2 separate regions of the Homo sapiens genome follow, and region 2 is linked to region 1. A link is a loop called in an ENCODE intact Hi-C map of the cell type or tissue named here. Cell type or tissue: sigmoid colon. All regions are shown on one strand. Each heading gives the region's core, and the rest is flanking DNA. Links, peaks and the distances in the headings are about the cores only.

Evidence for each region. A loop is a pair of places that touch in the nucleus more often than their neighbours do. Peaks named below come from ENCODE experiments on the same cell type or tissue, not always from the same donor. Only the 100,000 strongest peaks of a DNase experiment are listed, where the experiment ranks them.
Region 2: a loop joins it to region 1, with 5 times the contacts of the local background. A loop is called at or near these places in 1 of 110 quality-filtered maps.

What each region holds. Positions count from the first base shown.
Region 1 is chr11:116,452,267-116,456,656 of GRCh38, forward strand. All of the region lies in intron 1 of LOC107987166 (a long non-coding RNA gene), which reads right to left. Among named protein-coding and RNA genes, the nearest start is that of LINC02151, 46 kb to the right of the region's middle. In sigmoid colon, for the core only: a CTCF peak has its summit at 1,961 (motif pointing right); a DNase peak (open chromatin) is centred at 1,975.
Region 2 is chr11:116,230,825-116,235,214 of GRCh38, forward strand. No RefSeq gene overlaps it. Among named protein-coding and RNA genes, the nearest start is that of LINC02151, 270 kb to the right of the region's middle. RefSeq lists an enhancer at 4,024-4,390. In sigmoid colon, for the core only: no CTCF peak of the experiment used is centred there; a DNase peak (open chromatin) is centred at 1,887; H3K27ac peaks cover 329 bases.

The DNA of each region.
Region 1 (4,390 bases), core at 256-4,255:
ATGCCAGCTCCCTATGAGGCCTTTCCTAATCTCTAGCTGGGAGTGCTCTCTGCTTCCTGAGACCCCCGTGGCATTTGAGTAGCACATTTGGATTTGTGCTGGGGTGGCTTGTGTAAGCTCTTCAGGCTGGAATCATGTGTCATTCATCTATGTATCCCCCACAGCCCACAACACAAAGCCTACACACAGGGGACTTAATGAGCATTTATTCAGCACCTGAATGGATCAATAGATGGATACAAGCCAGGATCAGATGAAGCATCCTCTGACTCTTAGTATCACAACACACTGGTCCTCCCCAGAGCCCTCTGTGCATGTGGCCTGGCATGTCTCACTGCCAAGGTGGCCAGCACTGCCCCCGAGCAGTTTTGACTCTATCTGATGCCCACCACCAGGCTCAGCATGTTTGCTGAGAGCTGCTTTGGCTTGGAGCTTGAGCTGCATTGAACAGATGATGTATGTAAGGGAAGGCAGAAAGCAAGCGAGAGCTTTCACAGCTGAAGGGATCCAGTCCCCGCATTCCCATGGCCAAGGAGAGCAGAGCAAGGATGCTCAGCCTGGGAATGTGTTGTTCTGACTGTTTCAGGATCCTGGGCCAGCCCTTTCCTGCCATGTGGGGGCCTGGTGTGTGCCTTTGCAGCTGGAGCCACCCACCCCGGAGACATGCTCCTGGACACTCGCCGATCACTTTACAAAACCACTGGGTTCAGGGTAGCCAGTAAAATCATGCAGCACTGACACCTTTATTTTACCTGCAAAACTCAGGGAGGGGAAGGTCCCAGTCACCATTTTCATCAACCCACATTTATTGATGCAGTGGGAAAGAGGCACCAGGCTAGACTCTGGCTCACCTACTCCCAACACCTGCACACACAAGTGCAAACAAGTGTGTGCATGCACATATGAATGTGTGTACACCTTTGTGCACACTGTAGCACATGTAGGGTTGAAAACAGAGGCCCTCGGTATTCGTTAAGGCAAACCTAGGTTTCCATTTCCTACTGATTAAATCCATTGCTTTAGTGACCACCTCCTCTGGGGACAAAGGGGTTTCAGGCCTTTGTCCCCAGAGGAGGTGGTCAGCAAAGCAATGGATTTAATCCTTTAAACTATAAGGCAATGAATCTCAAATAAAAATATTTGAAAAGTTTCTCCAAAGAATGTGTGAGTACTGGGGGCCAAGGAGTAGGGCATTGTTTTTAGCCAAGTGTTTTGCATTTGTCTGAGTGGTGATGCCATCTGTCACCAGCTTGGAGTAGAGGAGAGATATAGATAAGAAAGAAGGAAAGGGCCAGGCCCGGTGGCTCATGCCTGTAATCCCAGCACTTTGGGATGCTGAGGCAGGTAGATCATTTGAGGTCAGGAGTTCAAGACCAGCCTGGCCAACACAGCAAAACCACGTCTCTACTAAAAATACAAAAATTAGCTGGGTGTGGTGGCACGTGCCTGTAATCACAGCTACTTGGGAAGCTGAGGCAGGAGAATTGCTTGAACCCAGGAGGCAGCGGTTGCAGTGAGCTGAGATCGCACCATTATCGCACCATTGCACTCCAGCCTGGGCGACAGAGCGGATTCTATCTCAAAATTTTTCAAAAAAGAAAGAAGGAAAATGAGATCTTTTTAGAGCACTTTCCACCTTTGCATTTGTCAGATTTTCACATGTAGTTTGGAATCATATAAATTTCTACCCTCAGTTATCTTTCATCTAATAGAACTTTTTAAATATGTGCTAATAGCAAACAGATAGATATTGGCTTGTCAGGTATTTGGGGCTTTGCATAACACTGCACCTTTCTCTGGAGATATTTGGCAGCAGCCACTGCCCTGTGGGACTACAGAGTTGATCACTCTAAGCAGTGGACCAGGGCCACACAGATAGGCATTAGACCCAATAGGCAAATCTAAGGGGCACCATTCGCACTGTGGCCGTGCAGAGTCGAATATTTGCTGCAAGCATTTTCCAGCAGGTGGCAGTGATGTGTCTCCAGGAAGGAGTTCTGGTTTCTCATTTGCACCAGGCACCACACGAGCTGGGAAGACTGCTGCAATATCCAGAGGACCTGGTGCCCCTATGTCACCTTGGGTTCTTTCCTTTAGCGATATGGTGCTGGGAACACAAAGATGGTCAGAATGCCAGGCCATCCCAACCTGTGTCCATGTGACATATCCACTGTGCTAGCCAGGCTTTGGCAGAGAAAGTGACCTGGGTCTGATAGAGGCAAACTGAGCAGCTGCACGTGTTTTGACTTATATTCTGGACCCAGACTACATCCTGGTGTGGAGGAAAGAATGGAGAGACAAATGAATATCTTCCTCGCTGCTGTGTCCTCAGAACCCAACAGAAAGGGTGCACGATATATATTATTGAGGGAACGGATAGATGGATGGATGGATGGATGGATGGATGGATGGATGGATGGATGGATGGTTGGATGGATGGATGGATGGATGAATGAATTAATTATTCAACAGACACCCACCTATGAGTATGTGCTCTCCTGTCATTGGATATATTCTTCTTCTCTGGTCTTCAGAGAGAGAGAGAGAGAGAAACAGTAAAAAGCAACACCCAGGGACTTCTACCTCTGCAGGAAGGCAAGAACTGCCTAAATGAATTCACTGAAAAGATCTCCCACCAGGAAGCAGCTCCTGGAGAGTTCCCTTTCTGGGGAGCAAATCTCTTCCTTAATCACCACTTGCTGCTGCTCACCGTTACTGCTTGCTGGTCCAGCTGTCTGTCCCACCTCTCAGCAAAGCCTATTTACTAAGCCCATTTGGAAGTCTAAAATGTAATCACTGGCTTCCTCCTCAGAATATTAATATTCCAATAGGACTTCCCAGAGCCAGGCTGGAGCTCCTTGCAGGATTAGCTGGGTGTGGTCCCATCTGTCTCCTCCTACACCAATGCTGCTCAGCTCAAGAAATCCACAGATAAGACAGAAACCAGGCAAAGGCCTGGGCTATGACAGAGACACCTCTGCTGGGAATGACCAAGGTCAGCCTGGCTGTGAAAGAGTCTGGGCTTAGGAAAAAAGGCTGGGGGGTGGCAGGGGTTTAAGGTCAGGCCTCAGGAGCAGAGCTGAGGCACCCAGGGCTGCCTCATCCCACTCTTACCTGCTCTGCTTGATACGACGTCTGCCTCACAATGTCTACACCTCTGCAGGCAGGTCTGCAGCCCAGGAGCTGCTGGGCTTAGTGGACAGTCTGGCTCACAAGGGGACTTAATAAGCACTCAATGAATAGAAGAGCTCTCGGCAACATGACTAAGGCAGAATCCCACTCATTTTTATTTGTCGTAAACCCACCTACTATTCCTTGCTGCAGCAAATGCTTTTTGAGCACCCACTACACATCAGGCACTGTGCTGGGTGCTGGGAATATACCAAAGAACAAAAAAGGCAAGGCCCTACCTTTGTGGAGCTCAGTCAAGTGGGAGACATAAATGAGCAAGGAGTCAATTGCAGTAGAGGGGAAAAAATGCACTGCTAGGACTTGGATCAGGGACACCCAGACTAATGCAAAAGGATTCCTGGAGGAAGTGGCCATTAAACTGATATTTGAAGGATGAGTAGGAGTTAGCAGGCAGGAGAACCAACATGTGCAAAAGCCCAGAGGCCAGAGAAAGCCTGGTGCTTTCTAACAAGTCAAAATTCAGGTTCACTAGAGCTGTGAATGGGAGAATGGCAAGAGAGGAGGATGGACGGAGGCTGGTCTCCAAGAGCCATGTTGTCAGCTATGCATGACTTTCACACTTTGTCCTGGGGACAGAGGGTTAAGCAGGGATGCAACAACAGAGTCTGGGGAATATGTGAGGCCAAAGCAAGTAGGGATTGGGAATTAGCAAAGGAAAATAAGGATTTGGGCATCCTGGAAACCATTTCTGAGCATTTAAAACAAATTCTATCTTATTTGGTCTCCCCTAAGGGATAGGCACACAGGTATAAAAGGTTACAGGGCCAGTGCGGTGGCTTACGCCTATAATCCAGCACTTTGGGAGGCTGAGACAGGCAGATCATGAGGTCAGGAGATTGAGACCATCCTGGCTAACACGGTGAAACCCCATCTCTACCAAAAATACAAAAAATTAGCCGGGTATGGTGGCGCACACCTGTAATCCCAGCTATTTGGGAGGCTGAGGCAGGAGAATCGCTTGAACCTGGGAGATGGAGGTTGCAGTGAGCCAAGATCACACCATTGCACCCCAGCCTGGGTGACAGAGTGAGACTATGTCTCAAAAAAAATAAAATAAAATAAAATAAAATAAAATAAAATAAAATAAAATAATAAAATAAAATAAAATAAAATAAAAATAAAAATAAAAATAAAAAGGAAGGTTTCAGATAACCATCTCTCATAAACTTCACACTTCAAAAGGGTTTTCATGTCCACC
Region 2 (4,390 bases), core at 110-4,109, 220 kb before region 1:
GCCACATTTTTCACACCAAAAGCAATCAGCAAAGCAAGCGGCAGAGCCTCAGCTCCCGAGGAGAGTCGTTTTCCCAACCCTGCTCCACATTGGACTCCCCTTGAGCTCCTATGCAGTTAGCGGTGAATTCTCCAGGCTAATCACTGGGCTGTGAGAGTTTCAGCCCACCTGTGCTCACCCCCTCCACCCTCAGCTAAGGACTCTGGGCTAACAGGCAGAGCTCTGACTTGGGTTTTTATTTTTATTTATTTTTTCTTGTTATTCCAGATGGTTGCTGAGAGACTGAAGTCTCGGTTGCTTCCAGTGGGACCCTCAGACAATGGCAACTGGAAGGAGAGGCAACCCTGGATGGCACTTGGGCAGCAGAGAGCAGTCAGACCCCAGCGATGGCAGCAGAGGCAATAGGAACAACACAAACAGAGCCCACTGGACTCATTCCATGGACTCTGGCCTGGGGGTTGCCTCTTTTAGGCCTTTAGGTGCAGCTCTTGCCTGGATCTAAACAGGACTATAGTATGGAAAGCTGGAAGAATAAGAGCAGGAGAAACAGACTCTGCTTGGGGAGTCAGGAGACAGACCTCCAGGCCACTGACCTTGGCCAAGCCATTTCTCCTCTCTGGCTCTTAGTTTTCTCATCTGTAAAACCACGAAATGAGGATATAAGCTAATAATCCTTTCTGGCTCCGTCTCTTAAGTCTCAGCCTTCTGGGTATAGTTTTAGCCTCTAGAATAGCATCGACCCCATGGAGTTGAAAGGGTTAATGAATAAATACATGTGAAGTGCTTAGAATGGTACGTGCCACTTAGTAAGTGGTCAATAAATATTAGCCCATAGTTTTTATCCTGTCAGGCGGTCCTTCACCCCCTCTTAAACACTTCAGTGGTATAGAAGGCGACAACAATGGTATGTGGATAAATGTTTACCAACCGGTCGAGTGAGGGTGGGTCTCTGCTTTGCAGTGTTTGCCGATTACCATGGTGTAAATAATCCCACTATGGCTTGTTTGAAACTGCCAACATGAAGTAAAACAGCTCATGAAATTCCTGAAAATGTAACAACTGGTTTTTGAAAACCAGGGCTAGCCAGCTCCAGAGTGCCACTGACATGCAACACCCTTCCATTCTCCATTCTCATTCTATTTAAACAAATGTCTCACTGTTGCACCTCTTGCATATAGAGAGAGACTAGATGCTAATTAAATATAAAGTACTTGTGACTATCCTCCCACATAACACTCTTTTGGGACACCACAAATTTCTTCCCCATCTACCCACTCCCACCTCCTTCCCCCAGCCCTTCAAGCAGAACAGTCTGTGTATACTTTGGAAACATAAACTCACATTATCATTAATCTAAGCCAAGCATCATTGAGAAAGTAAATCTGCTGCAAAGGAACATTTATTCATGTTTAAATTTTGATGATGTGTATATTAATCACTGATGGGCATTACCCCCTTCATGTACCCTTTAGCGTGCCAACTTGTCCTCATTCTCTCTGTCCTCTGCTTTGACCCCAGCCTCCATTCTGATGGCCATGGCCTATCTTGGGATTGCTTTACCTACATCCTGAACTTGACATTCCTCCTGCTCTCAGAAAGTTGGTTATTTACCGACTGAAAATGGAGAGTGAAAAGAAGAAAAATAAAACACCTTTCCCAGTGGAGCCCATAAAAGGCTCATGAAGTCATAAAGACAATTACTGGCAGGCCTATATGGAATACCCTCCGTGAGTCATCTGTCTTCTGCTGGCAATAAAGGCACATAGCAAATTAACCATGAGGGAGGCCCGCTCACTTACCCTGTAATTAGACGGAGCTGCAAGATGCTTCCTTTCAAACTTCACGTGGGAGGATCTGTTTTGGCTCCAGGAGGACCTGCCTGCTAGCCCAGCCAGGCCTGGGCTCTTCCTTTGGCTACTGCCCCTACAGCGCTGAGCCTGGAGCTATGAGACAGTGACAAGGCAGCAGCAGCAACACAGTCCCGCCCCTCAAGGCCCATGCGGTCTGTTTAGAGAGGTAGGCAGTGCATAAAGAAGCAGAGGTGATCATAAGGTTCTCAGACTAGCAGAGAGGCCTTTCTTTCCCACTTCATCTTTCACCACTTGCTGTCATGCACTCTGTGCTCTAGCCACATTGAACAGGCTCTTTCTCAAGTTCCTCATCTGCCTTCTGGCCTCCATACCTTTGCACATGCTGTTCCCTCTGCCTGGAATGTTCCTATCCCTACAAGATCTTGACTTGCAGAGACATAGTGCAAATTACATTTGCACTAAGCAATGTAAATAAAATGACACCTTCCTGACAAGTCTCTAAGAAGATTAACTAGCTTCCCTCTCCCTGCAAAACTTTGTGCAAAATTTCTACTTAGCACTTATCACATTGATTCTAAACACTTGTCTCACAATCTTTTTCCTCTGGATTTCGACTTTGAGGCAGGGCAAAGATTAACTCATCATGGAATTCCATTCCCCATCCCACCTCCATGTCTAGCGTCTAGCTCTGTGTACTTATAAAGTAAGTTCTCAATAAATATGAGTTGGAGGAATAAAATACAAAGAAATAGAATCTAAATCTAGTATAATCTGGATCTGCGATGAATTCAGAAGGAGTAAGGGCTGGATGTAGCTCCTTAACCAAGTCTCAGTCCCAGGGAAGGTAATGGAATTCCAGGACTGATCCCCCTGCATTTGGCAGGGGCAGTTCCCATCCCTTCCCCAGAGGAGATGAGAAGGGGTCAGGGTGACAAAGCCCGGTGTGTCAGAACATCGCTTGAGAGGTTTAGCTCCTGGAGAGCAGTTAGGCATGTAAATTAGCACCGGCCCACAGGCCCTATGCTGAAAATAAATCTGCTGGAACCAAGATCAATCAATGGTTAAAAATAAAAGTTGAGGCAGTGCTAATTCTGTGTTTTCCTGAGCCCAGTGCGTAGGCAGCCAGAAACTTCTTTCCCAGGACACTGTTGAGTGAGCAAAGGGCAAGAGATCATGGGAAAAATTAGACAGCTTACAAGTCTATGCCTGGGATCTGAATCAGTGGCCCCTTTGGGGCAGGGAGGAGTGGATAGAAGAGCTGCATCAGATGCAAGATGCCAGATGAGGATTTTCACGCTGGGGAAAATCATCCTTTTGAAATTCCTGTTACCAAAGCCTGTCCCAAGCTTCCTACAGGACGAGGGAGGAAATCAGAGCAGGGCCTTTCAGTTATGCAATACATATTTATTGATTTATTTATTTAGAGACAGGGTCTCACTATGGTGCCCAGTCTGGAGTGCAGTGGCTATTCACAGGTGCAAACATAGTGCACTGCATCTCTGAACTCCTGGGCTCAAGTGATCCTCCTGTCTCAGCCTCCCTATAGGCACCTACCACCATGCGCAGCTTATTAATTGAGTGTCTACCATGTGTCAGGCACTGCTTCAGATGATAAAGATCCGGTGATGAACAAAATAGTACCAGCCTTCACGGAGCTTCCAGTCCAGGAGTGAACACGGGGAGGCCGGATACACAGTAATTAACGATAATTAATCATTAATTAATGATAATTAACGATTTGCCATGAGAATATACGATAGGGTCCTACCCAAGTCTGAGAGGTCAGAGAAAGCTACCATGAGGAAGTAACATGTGCATTGAGACCAGTAGGATGAGTAGCAGTTTACCCAGTCAGAACAGGAAGACTGTTCCAAGGAGAGCGAGCTACCAGTGCAAAAAGGCCCAGCAGCAGCAAGAAGCTGCCAAAGGAATCCAGCATGGGTACCAGGTGAGTGAGAGAGGAGACTGATGTTTGCTGAAACTTGGCAGCTAGCACATCACCTGTAGGTCACATTGAGGATTTGGACTTCTCTCTGGGCTCAGATGTTTCAGGATGGCTGTGTGTACTTGCCCACTGCAGGTTGCCCACTGCAAGGGTGCTGGGCCCAGGGGATGCGAGGGGGCATAAGTTCCACCTACTTGGCACTCACCAAGCAGCACATCCTGGCACAGGGCTTCATCCCCCAAGAGAGGGCACCTTTTCACATTTCACAAAGGCAACATCTGCTGGCCAAGCCCATAGCACTGTGACCATCCAGTGACAGCATTATTTCAAGTTCCCACTGAGGTGCCTTTGGCACCTGATGAGTATGTGAGACTAGACAATCTCTGAGGCTCCTCCAGCTCTTGCCACCTCTAAGCCCTTGAAAGAAGCAAGCAATTGTATCATAGTGGGGGAGCTGAGGAAATAGACCCAAAGCCAGAATAGCCTTCCATCTCTTCAGTGTTCTATCTGGACCACCAAGCAGTCTGCAGCTCCAATAGCTCCCTCGCCCCTCCTGAACTCAATGGAGGGGACAGATTGGATGGGGTCTGGGATGTGAACATGGTGTCGGAGCAGGCTGGCTGTGGATGCCATC